Regions from separate parts of the Homo sapiens genome. Here region 2 is linked to region 1. A link is an interaction called in ENCODE POLR2A ChIA-PET data of the cell type or tissue named here. Cell type or tissue: MCF 10A. All regions are shown on one strand.

Region 1 (8,000 bases):
GAAGGCAGGCTTGAATGCCGCCTCCTGCACACCTCGCCAGTTCTCTGCGTGTGTCCTGATTGAGAGTCTCTGGGCAGATTCTTCTTTCCCAAACAGTAACATATGGTGGTCACTGAGGCATTAACTGCCACCAAGAGCCTCCGGAGTCACCTGGCCTCTCCCCTTCCAGGACATAGGAAATTCCTCTGCAGCCTCCCCACCGCAGATGCCTCCAAGGACCAAGGACAGGGAATCCAGGCAGCCCACCCGATGGCTGCCAGCTGTCATGGTCAGGAAGTTCTTCTTTCAGACAGCCTGAAATCCATCTCCCCCAGACTCTCCTCATTGATCTTAGTTCCGCCATCTGAGGCCACAGGCATTGTGTGGACTTTCCCTTCCACAGGCCAGCCCTTGAGCTTTCCAAGACAGATCAACCAGCTCTTTCCTCCTCTGGGCACACAGCGCTGGTCCCTGGGGCCATTTCCTTTAGGGTGCATTTGGGTCTTTACCCCGTCTTGTCCACTTGGCTGCGAAACATCCCCTGGCCCATAGCTGGGAACTCCAGGGTGAAACTAACATTCCAGGTGGCCCTGCGGCCCAGGGATCCCCTGAGGTGATCCAGAGTGGACCTTACCCATGCCATCTAAACAGAGTCAGCTTGGAGGGCAGCCACTTAGCTTTGGAGTCATCGTCCCTCCAGCTTCCTGGGGACACAATTGGTTTACACTGTAATTATTAACAGGGCTGCAGTTTGGAGGATGTGTCATCTGGTCACTCTAATTGTACTGAATTTGTGATCAGTGACAGCCCCTGAGTCTTCTTTCTCTTGTACTCATCCAACTGGTGTTTTTGGAACTCAGAGCAAGATTTTACATTTAGTCTTGTTACATTTAGTGAATTTCACCCCTGGTGCTAGCCAGCTAACCAGGAAAACTATTAGTTATTCCTCTCATCTTTAGAAGAATAAGAATTTGATCATCATGCCTACTAAATGTTTACATAAACTGCTGGTGAAAGGCATGACTAGCATAGGGTTGAGAGCCCAGCCTTGTGGCGCACCATTAGAGACACCCCAGGAGTCAGTGCCCTTTGACCATTCACACACGTCACCTATGCAAAACATGCCCCTGCCTTTCCACCATCCAGTCTTCAGTGAAAGGTGACCAGCACGTACACAGCCCACATGGCTTGCACAGTCAACCTCTCTCCCTCTTTGGAAAGTTCGGCTGTCTCCCAATCTCAAGCTTCCTCCCTGGGCATCTCTCGCTGGCCAGTCCCCTCCCCAGCACTGCTGTCCCCTCCCTCCATTCTTTTTTTTTTTTTTTTTTAGACAGGGTCTCACTCTGTTGCTCAGGCTGGAATGCAGTGGCACCATTTGGACTCACCGCAACCTCCACCTCCCGGGTTCAAGCGATTCTCATGTCTCAGCCTCCCGCATAGCTGGGATTACAAGCATGCACCAACACACCTGGCTAATTTTAGTATTTTTAGTAGAGACGGGATTTCACCATGTTGCCCAGGCTGGTCTCAAACTCCTGACCTCAAGTGATGTGCCCACCTCAGCCTCCCAAAGTGCTGGGATTAAAGGCATGAGCCATGTGCCCAGCCCCCGGATCAATTCTGTAAGTGCTCAGCTGCTGGATTGACTCTGGAACTCCTCACAGCCAAGGGGAGCGTGTGTCCATGCCTCGAGGACCCACAGACCCCAGCTGGGTAGGGGGCTGCTGGGCAGAGCCGGAGGGGGTACTGGGTCCCTTCTGCCTCAGCAGCAAGTCCACAAATGTGTGTGAGGTGCCAACTGCAGGCTGGGCCCATTCCACACCAGGGACCCAGCTTTGAACCAAACAGGTTAACCTTCCTGCACTCCTGGGCTTTACCCCGTACTGGGGAGGAGAGTCAACAAACATAATTTAGAAAATTGTCTTGCATGTCAAAGGGCGACAGTGGTGGGGGAAGCAGGATGGGGGTGTGGGAGGGCAGAGGAGGGGGCTGCAGTGTTCAGCCAGGTGGTCAGAGTAAGTGTAATTGATGAGGTGATGTTCAGGCCCATCTGGATAGGCCCAAAGAGGGGGCTCTGAGGCTTTCTGGGGAGAATATTCCAGCAAAAAGAATATCCCTGGCAAAGGGCATTCCACATCATGGGATATGTCTAGCTATTTGGGGAACCAGCAAGGTGGCCCATGGGCTGGAGTAATGAGAGTGGGCAGGCAGCAGTGGGAGAAGTGGTCAGATCATAGGAGGTCCTATATGGGAGGGTATTGTGAGGACTTTGGCCTTTCTCCAAGAGAAGTGGGAGTCACAGGAGGATTTGGAGCAGAGGAGGAGTGCAGCCCAACTTGGGCTTTAACCGTATTAGCGTCACCCCAACAGCACATTCCCTGGATAGGAAGTGGGCCAGGTGTCTAAAGATGGACCTCATGACCATCTTTGCTCAGCCTGAGGATTTTGTAATGGTTGGTATTCACGGGGAGGTGGGGATGGCTTCCTGGCCTGATGAGCAGTCACCTGCCTGCTATGCTTCCCACCGTGGTCAAGAGAACGCATGGGGTCTGTGACTGCACCCAGTGTGTCCTGGGCATCACCCTGTGGAGCAGGAGGAGCCTGGGATGTGGCAAAACTCAGACCTGAGCTCAAATTCCAGACCAGCCACTGTCCTGCTGGGCAGCTTTGAGCAGATTACTTAACCTTTCTGAGCCTCTGTTCCCTTTTTGGTAGAGTGGGGATGGCAACATCTACCTTCCTGGGGTGACTATGGGGGTTTAGCAGTCACCAAGGTGGAGGGTCTGGCACACAGGTATTGGATAAAAAATATCACATTAATCAAGGGACATGGGCATTTGCAGGTATGTGAGTTAGGAAAGAGGGAGCGTGAGGCTGGCAAATTTCTACACCAGCGTGAGACTGGATAAGGACAGACTCCAGCTCTGACAAGTTGCTCGGGAGGCTCTGGGACCTGCCAGGCCTGGGGGAACCCACTAAGCATTCTGGGCAGGGACCTCTCACTCTGGCCTGCGCGGAGCATCTGCAGAAGCAGCAGAAGGCTGCGGTGCCTCCAACCCCGCCTTGCTCCCCTTTCTCACTCCCGTGTCTCTTCCCTCCCTCCTTCCCTCTCCCTCTAACTTATCTGCAAGCGCCAGCCAGTTGGCAGGCTGGACACTCAGCAAAGGAGCCATGGAGACTTCTTGCTGGTTTTGGCCGAGACCACCAGTTTTGTGTGTTGAGTCCCCAGAGGCGAATTCCAGCAGAGGAGGGACAAAGTAAGTCCTGAGAGGTCCAGCGAAGCAGCGAGCCAGAGAACATCCACAGAGGCAGGTTGGGCCTCAGTTTCGGAGTGGTTTCCCCTTTTCCTCCTGGGCTGGTGTCCTTTGATCCCATGGACCAGATGGAGGTGTCCCCATGGATGTCAGAAATCCAGCCCACCCCTAAGAGGGGGTGAGTATTGTTTGAGCATCAGCTCGTCCAGGGCAGGGGCTTTGTTTGGCTCCTTGTTGCATCTCAAGCATGTCATTTGTGCTCACTGCACAGGAGATGAGCAGGTCTCTGATGCCAGTGGGGGACTCTGCCATAGAGAAGGATTCAGCACAGGGCCCCGCTCATTCCCGGCTGGCTGGGGGATGGCGGCGTGGGGAGGCTGACTGGCGGCGGTTACTCACTCTTCCATGGCTTATAACTGGAGCACATGTGATGGCCAAGAGGCAAAAAGCAAAGTGCCCAGGAAGACCCTGACCAGCCTGAGGGATGCAGGCAGGTGGCCTCAGTGTCCAGGTGAGGGTGGGAGAAATCCAGGGGCAGGGGAAGGTAGGCTCGGGGCCTCTGTGTTGGTTTTTCCTTCTGAGCTGGTAATGCCAAGGCCAGCGAGGTCCTGAATTGTAGCCATCACATTGCATGGACCTCCACTTTGCTTAGTGGGGAGCAGATAGGTACTGCAGCTTTTTAGCCACCAACAGCGATAAAACCCACCTTCTTTGTGGACCTCCCCCTACGAATCCTCTGGAGAGACAAGGGGCCCTGCGGTCAGCGTCAATGTAAGGCCTGCAGGGTCAGAAGGACCCAGGTGTGGGCAGCCAGGCTGGCCAGGGACGCATGTCTTCCCTGCCCTTCCTCCGTAGGACGGAGCCTGGCCTGCTCCTCCTTCTAAGCTGCTTACAGGTCTCTCTCGTCACCTGTTCTGTCTTAAGTGGGATTGTGTCAAGACCTCACTATCTCGCCTCTCCTCCCTGGCGCTATCCGTGGGCTCTCCGTGTTCCCTCCGGCCTGTGCCTTGGCAAAGCTGTCCGCTCCGGAGCGGGCGGGGTGGCCATGAAGCCTGAGAGAGAGGTGTGTGTCCTGCTCTCTGCACCGTGACGCCTCCCGCTCCCTGAAAACCAGGGAGAAATTACTCTGCCCAAGCGGAACACGCCCGGACAAGCCTCCTCTCCAGCTGTAATTAATACTCTGGGGAAAACACAGACTTGGGGTTTTCATACTTCCACACAAACACACACACACTCACAGATTTCTTTCCATTGTCCTCCGATCCCATCTCAAATGTTTAATGTCCTGCTTCTTTCATGGGTAGCACAAAACCACCCAACTGGATACATCCAGAAAGCCAAGGGAGGCACCAGGGACCCTCTTCAGGTTCCGTGATGCAGAACTTGAGCGTTTGGGAGCTGATTTGCCAACAAGCAGTGCCCAGGCTGCATCCCTGACGTGGAGCAAAGCAGCTTTGGCCTTCTCAGAGTCAGAAATAGCCGTGAGTTTGGGTTAACCCTTTGTGGTCAACATTCTGGGGCATTGCTCTTTATTTCCCCCATCACAGTAGCCTAACTGATGCGCTAGTCCAAACACGTGTGCGCATACCAAGCGCTCCTGCCACCTGACTCATTACAAAACACTCTGGTGAGGCAGGAGCCTTGCAGTTCCATGAAGCTAGGCAGCTGGCAACTCTGATATTGGAAATGTTCTCTCAAAGGACAGGAGAGGGCCGGGCGCAGTGGCTCATGCCTGTAATCCCAGCACTTTGGGAGGCCGAGATGGGCGGATCACTTGAGGTCAGGAGTTCAAGACCAGCTGGCCAATATGGTGAAATCCCATCTCTACTAAAAATACAAAAAAAGTAGCCAGGCGTGGTGGCATACGCCTGTAATCCCAGCTACTTGGGAGGCTGAGGCAGGAGAATGGCTTGAGCACGGTAGGCAGAGGTTGCAGTGAGCCGAGACTGTGCCATCGCACTCCAGCCTGGGTGACAGTGTGAATGAGACTCTGTCAAAAAAAAAAAAAAAAAAAAAAAAAAAAAAAAAAAAAGGGACAGGGCTGGGCGTGGTGGCTCACATCTGTAATCCCAGCACTTTGGGAGGCCGAGGAGGGCAGATCACTTGAGGTCAGGAGTTTGACACCAGCCTGACCAACATGGTGAAACACCATCTCTACTAAAAATACAAAAAAATTAGCCAAGTGTGGTGGTGCACATCTGCAATCCCAGCTACTCAAGAGGCTGAAGCAGGATAATTGCTTGAACCTGGGAGGCAGAGGTTACAGTGAGCTGAGATGGTGCCACTACACTCCAACCTGGGTGACAGAGCAAGACTCCATCTCAAAAAAAAAAAAAAAAAAAAAAAAGACAGGAGAGCTCAAGTGGGCCAGGAAGGGTGGAGTCCTCTGCATCTCCCACTGGTCAGAGAGCTCCTTTGGGGTGGCATGAGGAGGTGGGGATGGGAATGGGCTCAGAAATCCAAACCCGTGAAATCCACAGTCTCCTACAGGGAGGCTTGACTTCTCCAGGGAAATTCTCAGTGTGAAAAGTAGCCTGAACAACCAGGACTGTGGTCTTGCCTTGGCCACTTCCAACGTGGGCCTGGGTGAATAATCGACCCATCCTAAGCCTCAGTTTCCTCATCTGTAGAATAGGGACACCATTCCTGCCTTTTGAACAGGCCTGTTGTACGGATGACATGGGACGGCAGGTTTCACTTGTGATGACCTGTGTCCAAGCTCCTAATCAGCTGGAGATGCTGTGCCCAGATAAAGGATTGGGTATGTCCGACTCAGCTGAGGCAGGTGCAGGGACCATGATTTGGAAGACCAAACAGGCTCAGCTTCTCATGGGTCCTCCTCAGCTATTCTCACTGGGGGCAAGGGGGGTGCCGCCCAGAGGCACAGTGACACGCAGTGATGATGAGGCTGGTTGGGTTGCCGTCGGCCTCTAGGTTCCCTTCTCCCCAGTTTTCTCATGTTCCTCACCACCCAGTCTTTGAGAGGCTTGGAGGCATTGTTTTTCTCTCACTTTCTCTCCATATTTATTTATTTATTTTTTTGAGATGGAGTCTTGCTTTGTCACCCAGGCTGGAGTGCAGTGGTACGATCTTGGCTCACTGCTACCTCTGCCTCCTGGGTTCAAGCGATTCTCCTGCTTCAGCCTCCAGAGTAGCTGGGACTACAGTCACCCGCCACCATACCCGGCTAATTTTTTGTATTTTTAGTAGAGATGGGGTTTCACCATGTTGGCCAGGCTGGTCTCGATCTGCTGACCTCGTGATCCGCCCGCCTCGGCCTCCCAAAGTGCTGGGATTACAGGGGTGAGCCACGGCACCCGGCTCTCCTTATTCTTTACAATCAAAATGTTCCTGAGAAGAAACGCTGTGAAGCAGTCTTGCTAAGCCTTTCCAGAGCTAAGTTCCGGCTCCTGCAGAGCCCTCATCATTGAGGAGAGGAGGCTGTTCTCAAGGCATGGGAAGCAAAGGTGCCTGTCTCTACACTAGGACTGTGTGTCCCAGGCTCACGAGTGCTTCTGACAGCCCTGTAGCTCGTCTCCTTCCACCCTGCAGGGGACTGGGGACAAGGGCCAGGCCCAGCCTGTGTATGTGCCTGGGTTTGTTCCAGCAGCCGGGCAGTTACTGCAGAGACAGATCCGGTGTAAAGAAGAAAACAGTTCTGCTTCTGGTCAAGATGGAGAAATGGGGACTGATGTGCCTGCCTCCGAGAACAATAACAACAAGCTGAAGACTAGTTTTCAAGACACTGGACGAGATACAGTGAAGGGCAGTGATCCCCCAGTGCTGGTCATAGAGGAGCTGCACAGTCGTCCCAGCTGACTGTCTTGAGGAAGTTTTCAGGCCATGGTGCAGTGACCCCAGGTCAAGCCTGGTGTACTCCCTGAGTTGAGGAGACAGAGCTGAGAGGTGGGGAGCCAAGGTGGCTGGAGTTATAAGACAGAGCAATGGGGAGAAGACAGCTGGACAGAGAAAGAGCTCTACAGATACTAAGAGGGTCCCACTGAGTACTCAGCTGAGTACTGATCAGCACAAGCTTTGGAGAAAACCACCCAAGGTTGAGGCGAGAACCCCCTGGAGGGATGAAGGACACAGCACTGGGCACCCTCACAGGGCCAGAGTAGCTCAGTCCTCACTAGTCAGATTGGAACAGGAACTTTTTACTGTTCATGGGGCACTGGGTAGAGCATGCAGAGCCCTGCCTTAGTAGCAAGAACAATCACACCTAGGATAAATACAGCCCTGGGCATATCAGGGCTGTATTTATTGTAGAAGAAAACTGCCTTTGTTAACATAATCATTTATATAGAAAATCTGACGGAATTGACACAAAATCTACTAGAACTAGTAAATAGATTTAGCAAGGCTGCAGGACACAAAATCAATGTACAAAAAATCTATTTTATTTCTATACGCTAGCAACAATCAATCAGAAATTGAAAGAAAAATACCATTTTAAGAAGCATTAAAATATGAATGACATTGGCATAAATCTAAGAAAAGATGTTCAATATCCATACACAGAAAACCATAAACCATTGATGAAATTAAAGAAATTCTAAATAAATGGAGAGAAATACCTTGTTTATGAGTCAGAAGGCCCAGTATTGTTAAGATGTCACTGATCGCTGTATTAGTCCATTCTCATGCTGCTATGAAGAAATACCCAAGACTGAGTAATTTATAAAGGAAAGAGGTTTAGTTGACTCACAGTTCCACATGGCCGGGGAGGCCTCAAGAAACTTACAATCAGGGCGGAAGACACCTCTT
Region 2 (8,000 bases), 110 kb after region 1:
TCCTCTCGTCCTCCACATCTCAGATCCCCAAAGCCTTCCCTGGCACCGCACACTCAGGCAATCTCACCTGCCCCTGCACTCCACGTAGCCTGCAGCCATCTTAGCTTTTCCTGTTCAATATTGGAACTTTCCAGAAATGCTACCCTAGTTGTCATCCTTATCCTATTCAATGGGTTTCTACAGAAAAGAAAACTCGCTGTTTCTCACACCTGCCGGTCTGCCTGCGCCGCTTCGTAGACACCGCCCTCCCTCTGTGCTGTTTGCCATGGACTCCAGATAGCTTCACACACATTCCTTCATTTCACCCCATCACACCCGTTCTTTTAAATCCCACTGTTCTGGCCGGGAGCAGTGGCTCTCGCCTGTAATCCCAGCACTTTGAGAGGCCAAGGTGAGTGGATCACCTGAGGTCAGGAGTTCGAGACCAGCCTGGCCAACATGACGAAAACCCATCTCTACTAAAAATACAAAACTTAGCCGGGCATGGTGGTATACGTCTGTACTCCCAGCTACTCAGGAGGCTGAGGCAGGAGAATCACTTGAACTCAGGAGGCAGAGGTTGCAGTGAGCCAAGATCGCACCACTGCATTCCAGCCTGGGCGACAGAGTGAGATTTCATCTCAAAAAATAAATAAATAAATAAATAAATAAATAAAATAAATTGAAAAAAAAAATAAATCCCACTGTTCCAGGTGGGGCAACCGAGCTTCTGAAAAGCTGAAGTCCCCTGTCCAGCAGCGCATGGAGACAGAACTGTGCAAAGGGTTGGGTCACATTCAGCTGTCTGGACTCACAAGGGCAGAAATCAGTGAGACCCACAGGTGAGGTCCCTGGCCTCGTCCTCTCTCCTCCACACTGGACCTTCAGTAAAGACGGTGCTGTCCTCAGGCCCGATCCCAGCCCTGGCTCAACCAAGGGCAGCTCATTCAGGGGGATCACAACAGGGGGGTGGCTCTGAACCAGGAGGTGCACATAGTGAATACCAACAGAGAATCTTCCAGAGCTTTGGGGCTTTTACTGGTGGCTGATGGCCTTCAGGAGGCAATTAAAAAGGCACAATAAAAAGTGAAGTGGGCCGGGTGAGGTGGCTCACGCCTGTAATCCCAGCACTTCGGGAGGCAGAGGCGGGTGGATCACCTGAGGCCAGGAGTTTGAGACAACCCTGGCGAACATGGTGAAACCCTGTCTCTACTAATAATACAAAAATTAGCTGGGCATGGTAGTGCACGCCTGTAATCCCAGCTACTTGGGAAGCTGAGGCAGAAGAATCGCTTGAACCTGGAGCAGAGGTTGCAGTGAGAGGAGATTTTACCACTGCACTCCAGCCTGGGCAACAGAGAGAGACTCCATCTCAAAAAATAAAAAAGGTGAGTGCTCTTATTTCGATAGTCCTGACTCTCACACCACGGGAAAGGACCACGTCATCTTGGCTCCTCCTAGGATCAGACTCCAGGCTAGGACTTTTCAAAGGAAACATTGTGCTTACCTGACAAAAAAAAAATTAATCCCAGGTGGGATGGAGCCACACATCCTAACAAACTTCTCCTTGGCATCTCTGGCACCACTGCTATTTCCAGAACCATCTCTCAAAGCCCACGCACAGCACAGCTGCATCCGGGCACAAATGCACTCTCGTGTGTTTGCACTGACATGCATGCCTCAGGTCCCCGTGGGCACATGCGTGTACAAGAAGAGCCCATTCACAAATCGGATCAAGAAAATGCAGTTGCGCCGGGCACGGTGGCTCACGCCTGTAATCCCAACACTTTGGGAGGCCGAGGCGAGCAGATCACTTGAAGTTAGGAGTTCGAGACCAGCCTGCCCAAGATGGTGAAACCTAATCTCTACTAAAAATACAAAAATTAGCCAGGTCTCGTGGCACACACCTGTAGTCCCAGCTCCTTGGGAGGCTGAGGCAGAAAGACCAGCTGAACCCGTGAGGCAGAGGTTGCAGTGAGGTGAGACTGTGCCACTGGACTACAGCCTGGGCAACAGAGCAAGACCCAGTCTCAAAAAAGAAAAAGAAAAGAAAATACAGTTGAGTTTACTATATATATGTCACATACACACACACAGAGTTCTTATAGCCTACCTCTGAAAGAGAAGTGGCAGGCATGTGTCTCTTTTTCTTAAATTTTTGCTTCTGTTTCATGTGTTTGCTGGCATACTTCTCCAGATTTTTTTTTTTTTTTTAGACAGAGTCTCACAGTGTCACCCAGGTTGGAGCGCAGTGGCGCGATCTCGGCTCACTGCAACCTCTGCCTCCTGGGCTCAAGTGAGTCTCCTGTCTCAGCCTCCCGAGTAGCTAGGATTACAGGCACCTGCCACCATGCCCGGATAATTTTTGTAATTTTAATAGAGACGGGGTTTCACCATGTTGGTCAGGCTGGTCTCAAACTCCAGACCTCAGGTGATCCACCCACCTTAGCCTCCCAAAGTGCTGGGGTTACAGGCATGAGCCACCGCGCCTGGCCTTCTCCAGATATTTTTTAACGGGCTGGAAGGAACTGGGGTTTCTTTTTGATCCTTCCAATTGTCACCTGCAATGGTGGGAACACAGACTGGGGCTGTGGTTTGTGTAGCTCTCCGTGGTGCTGCCCTGAGCCGAGAATATCAGCAGACAGGGAGAGTATTGCAACCCTTCTATGACTGTAGTTTGTGAAATTTCTGTCTTTCCATGGAATTTCAGGGTGATGCTGGTGAGATGGGAAGAGTCCCTGTGAAACAGCTTTTCCAGAATTGGGTTTGGATCCCCCATAATTCAACTCCCTGAGGCACCGCACCGCTGCTATTAGCCTGAGAACTTATTTATTAAAGACTTCCTGTCATCTGCATTGGTTTTCAGCAAACTATACTCACTTAAGGGGTCGACATACATCCCCCAGGAGTAGAATCTGTGAGTTTACCATTCCCTGTCCTTTTTGGAACTCGCATTGCTACACATGTCCCCAAGTGCTTCAACAACCACAGAGGGAGGAGAGGCGTGAGATGCAGTCAGCTGTGTGTTCCAGAGGATGCCTTTCTGATGACTGTTGCTTTTCCTTGTTAGCCCTGGAGACAAATAAAGAGCTAGCTCAAACTTGCTTGGCCCTGTTTCTACTCTTCCTTCCCATAATCCTTAGGCTATTGTTTGTGTTTGGCTGTGTGATCAGAACATTTGCATCAAACCCACTAGTGAGAGGGAAGGAGGCGGTTCTATAAAAATTCAGATTTAGGGCTGCTGAATTCTGAATTCTGAATTCTGGGGAATAGAAAATCTATTTACCAAGTTGTGCAGGTGATTGCTTTCTTTTCTTTTCTTTTTTTTTTTTAGACAGTCTCACTCTGTTGCCCAGGCTAGAGTACAGTGATGCAATCATACCTCACTGCCACCTCGATCTTCCAGGCTCAAGCAATCCTCCCGCCTCAGCCTCCTGAGTGGCTGGGACTACAGGCATGCACCACCACACTCGGATAATTTTTAAATTTGTTTGTAGAGACAGGGTTTTGCTGTGTTGCCCAGGCTGATCTTGAAGTCCTGAGCTCGAGTGATCCTCTTGTCTCGGCCTCCCAAAGCGCTGGGGTTACAGGCATGAGCCACTGTGTCCAGCATTGATTCTTAGTCGCGCTGAAGCTTGGAAAACCATTGTTCTCAAAGTGAGAATTACCCATCGCCTACCTCAAGAAAAGGCACAGTGCAACACCAGCCTCACCCACGAGCTCAGTAGAAAGACAGATTCTCACTGGAGCTGGGTGGGTTCCTTATTGGAGCTGGTGGGAGGGAAGGAGGAAGTGGTTCCTTAAAACACAGACTGCTGGGCCCCATTCCCAGAGTTTCTGATTCAGTATGTGTGGAATGGGGTCTGCTAATTTGCTTTTAAACAAGTTTCAAGAAGGTTCTGAGCCTGCCGGTCTGGAGGCCCTGCTGAGAGAAGAGCTGTGCTGGGAGACGATAACTCGGGCTGGCACAGCAACTGTTGGCCTGGAAGTTGGGGTCTGGGTCCTCATTTTGGTCCTAACCTTAGACAAGTCACTCAAGTCCCTTCTCCTATTTGATTCAGAATTTTTTTTGGCATAAAACAGGACTGGATTGAACAGGTGTGCAGTTCCTTTCTAGCACCTACATTCTACGACTCCAGCCCTTGCTGAAATGCAGCAGTAACTGGTGACCAGGACAAACAGCTAGCAGAGAAGCAGAGTCCTGCTGATGCCCCCTGTTCTCCCTCTGTCTTTCAGAGTCCTGTACCCTACTGATGTTAAACTTCTGAGCATGGGCCGGGCACGGCGGCTCACACCTGTAATCCCAGCACTTTGGGAGGCCAAGGCGGGCAGATCACCTGAGGCCAGGAGTTCGAGACCAGCCTGACGAACATGGTGAAACCCTGTCCCTACTAAAAATACAAAAATTAGCCAGGTGTGGTGGTGCACGCCTGTAATCCCAGCTACTTGGGAGGCTGAGGCAGGAGGATTGCTTGAACCCGGGAGGTGGAGGTTGCAGTGAGCCGAGATCACACCATTGCACTCCAGCCTGGGCAATAGAGTGAGACTCCATCTCAAAAAAAAAAACAAAAAACAAAAACAAAACTCTCTGAGCATGATAGAATCTATGTTGGGAGCCAGGCTGCCAGCAGCTGCCTTCCGCAAGCCCCACCTCCCAGAAGTGAAAGCTTCTATTCGTTCTTCCCCATGGGGCAGGGTTCCTGGGCTTACAGCCTGAGCCGCCCTGTGATTTTCAGAGTTCTGTGTAAAGATGGAGTGTGTTCCCCTCCACACCTCCCCAGCTGCATGGGGCAGAGTGACTTCACTGCACATCCTGGTGTGTCTGAAAAGCGACATGATTTGGGGGTGATTAAAGGCAACCCACATGCTTGATGAGCATGTAATTATTGCCTGTTTCATGACACGGGTCTGGCACTCAGAAACCTGGAGACGCAAGCACTTGCAGTTTTTCATGACAGCCTGACTTCATCCGATGAATGAAAAAAAAAAGTAAGGAAAAGAAAAAAGATGAAAACATCTGTAATGAACATCTGGATTCCATTGCTAACCATGAAAGCAAATTCCTCAGAGTCAGCATGCCGGAGAGGGCTGGGAAAGGGTGTATTTATAAACAACTGTGGTACTTGAATCAGAAAAAATGCCCCCAAACACCACCCCTTCCTGTTTGAAAACCTTTCAGAATGGAGAAGCATTGAGTTTCAGTTCTGTGTCTAAGCAATGGAGAAACAGTTACACCTGCAAGTCAAGCTCTGGACTCAAACAAACATAATGACAGCCTCTGGGCTCAGCAGTTGGTTCCCCAAAACAGTCATCTGAAGAAAAGATTCAAATACCTCTGAGTGTTTGCGGGTGTGTGTGCAGTCATGTGAGTGCACAGACATGCACACGGGAAGGCAGACATGCACGTATGCACAGTGTGTACACAGTCATGCACACCTGTAGGCGTGGGTGTGTGCAGAGAGTCATGCACACAGGAATGCAGGCAGGGGTACACAGGTGTGTGTGTACATGTGTGTGCACAGGTGTGCACACAGAAATGTAGGCATGTGTTCATGTCTCATGTGTGTATGCATGCACAGAAATGTCCAATTCATATGCCACAGCCCACTTTTTTGCAGCCTCCTTTTTTACTTCCTCATACTATACAGCTTCATACCTTGTTTACAACTTCCCATTATTCATATACCTATCACCAAGTTGTGCCCTCTTCGTGCGTAACTAATTGAGTTCGTGGGAGGCTGTTGCTGGGGGTCCGGCAATTACAGCACAGTGGCGGGTGTTGGAAGCCAGGGGAGCTGAGGCTAGGCAGCATGGCTGGGGCTGGGGCACGGCTGTCCTACACGCCACATGGGCTGTGCACATGGAGGCTCCTTGTTGGCACCTTGGAAAGCCTTAGGGTCCATTTCTCTACCTGGAGAAGCAGTCACTGCCCCTTGGTGTGTGCATGGGGGACAGAGCCAGGGAGCGTCTCCCTTGCTCCCTTTCTGAGTTCTGAGCTCCAGGCTCCCTGCATAACCATCTTAACAGAAAGAGGAGTGGCGAGCCTGTCTGCTCTCATAAACCATGTGCCCCTGCAAACCCCCAAGCCAGGGCTAAGGGAAAAACAATTTGCAGCCGGTGGCTCCTAATAGATGGAAATAACTCTATCCGTGAATGCAGGTGATGCGCTAATGTGAAAAGAGATGAAAAGTGGAATTCATTTGGAAAATTTTGGCTTTGGCCCCCAAGGCTGGGGCAAGAGGGTGTCCTCCATGGCTGGCCCCCTCCCCGGCCCCCTCCCAGCCTCCCTGTGAGCTGGGGGCAGCCTGGCCCAACCTGTCACCTGGCATTAGAGGCGATAAAAGCCATGTGCTTCCCTCACCTCGTGGTGCAGCTCGTGTTTAGGGCCTTTGCTTTATCAGTTTTTATTTCGTGTAATATTCATCACACTGGTTTATTTATGGGGCCCTTGTTGGGAAGTTATTTTTCAGGCCTGGTGAATAAAACATTAGACTTTGCGGCTTGTCAGGGTGACTGCGGCTACTCTGATGTCAGCCTGACAAACCGCCTTTTCTTTTTCCCAACAACTGCACTTTTAGAGAAATTTATTTGTATTTTGTTGGGCATTTGTTGTTTTTTTCTCCTTTTGGCTGGTGGATGTTGGTCAGAGTCGAAGTCTCTCTCTCTCGTCTGATTAAATGCTGGAGCCTTCACTTGCTGAGAAAGGCAATATGTTAAGCAGGAGAAGTGAGGTGAGCACCTCGGGCCTCCAGAACCTAAGTCCTGGGCTACAGGAGAGCCATGGGATCCCAAAGCCTGCAATGAATCCCCTCCCTGCAAAGCCTAGCGGCTCAACCTGGGTGTTCACAGCCAGTGAGCGAAGTGCTTTAGCCGTGCAGGTCAGAGTCGAAGGATGACCTGGAGGAACTGCTGGAGAGGTTGATGGGGCTTTGTGCGGAAAGGCAGAGGGCACAGGAGTGTGGGTCCTAAAATCCTAATGAGAATAATGGGGGAAAATCCCAATAAATTAAAAACAAAACAGGCGAAATGTGGCTTTAAGCAAAGCTCTCAATAAGAAAATCTGCACTTAAGGAAAACTAGGGTGAAGAGACTCACTTTACAACGGGGCTTGTCACAGTATTTCTCAGTTATTCTCATGCACTTAAAATGTGGATTACTTTACATGACTTTTCAAGTTTTGTTAAACAAGAGAAAGAGAACACAGTGGGGGGAGAGAGAAAGAGAAAGAGAAAGAGCGAGAGAGAGAGAGAGAGAGAGAGAAACCTGGTAATGCTATATTTCAGATTGAAGAGTGTTGAGTTTTTCTTTCTTTCTCCCCAGAAATCAAAAGGATTAAGAAAACCCCAATCAATAACAATCCAGCCAGCTGCTGGTGATTCACTGTGACTTGTCCTTTAGATGGCTTAGTACATGACGATCTCTTCATTAAGTGATACCTGGACTGTGTTCATCCTTACTAATAGCTCATAAGCTCAGTGGCTTTTTTAAAACTGGAGGAAGGGCCAGGCGAGGTAACTCACACCTGTAATCCCAGCACTTTGGGAGGCCTAGGAGGGTGGATCACCTGAGGTCAGGAGTTTGAGACCAACGTGATGAAACCCCATCTCTGCTAAAAATACAAAAATTAGCCAGGTGTGGTGGTGCACACCTGTAGTCCCAGCTACTCGGGAAGCTGAGGCATGAGAATTGCTTGAATTTGGGAGATCGAGGTTGCAGTGAGCCGAGATTGCACCACTGCACTCCAGCCTGGGAGACAGAGTGAGACTCGGTCTCAAAAGAAAAAACAAACAAACAAACAAAAAAACCCAAAAACACTGGAGGAAGAAAATGTCATTTAGCTTCTTGAGCAACACCACCACCAGACCAAGGGCATCAGCTTCCCTTCTTGGATTCTCCCGTGGATCAGGTGTCACCTGGGATGGCTGCACACTGACCCCTAGTAACAGAGGCTACCATTTGTGGGGTATGTACTGTCAGCCAGGCAGTGAAGAAAAGGGTGCCATCATTCATCTTCCTTCATC

The links. ChIA-PET counts read pairs that join two places held together with the same protein. Peaks named below come from ENCODE experiments on the same cell type or tissue, not always from the same donor. Only the 100,000 strongest peaks of a DNase experiment are listed, where the experiment ranks them.
Region 2: POLR2A ChIA-PET joins it to region 1 with 10 read pairs; 2 of 35 experiments call an interaction of 5 or more read pairs at or near these places.

Annotation. Positions count from the first base shown.
Region 1 is chr17:79,224,003-79,232,002 of GRCh38, forward strand. All of the region lies in intron 4 of RBFOX3 (RNA binding fox-1 homolog 3), which reads right to left. Among named protein-coding and RNA genes, the nearest start is that of ENGASE, 150 kb to the left of the region's middle. RefSeq lists enhancers at 1-155, 3,621-4,392. In MCF 10A, no CTCF peak of the experiment used is centred here; DNase peaks (open chromatin) are centred at 4,349 and 4,839.
Region 2 is chr17:79,335,765-79,343,764 of GRCh38, forward strand. All of the region lies in intron 2 of RBFOX3 (RNA binding fox-1 homolog 3), which reads right to left. Among named protein-coding and RNA genes, the nearest start is that of ENGASE, 260 kb to the left of the region's middle. RefSeq lists an enhancer at 5,099-5,148. In MCF 10A, no CTCF peak of the experiment used is centred here; no DNase peak of the experiment used is centred here.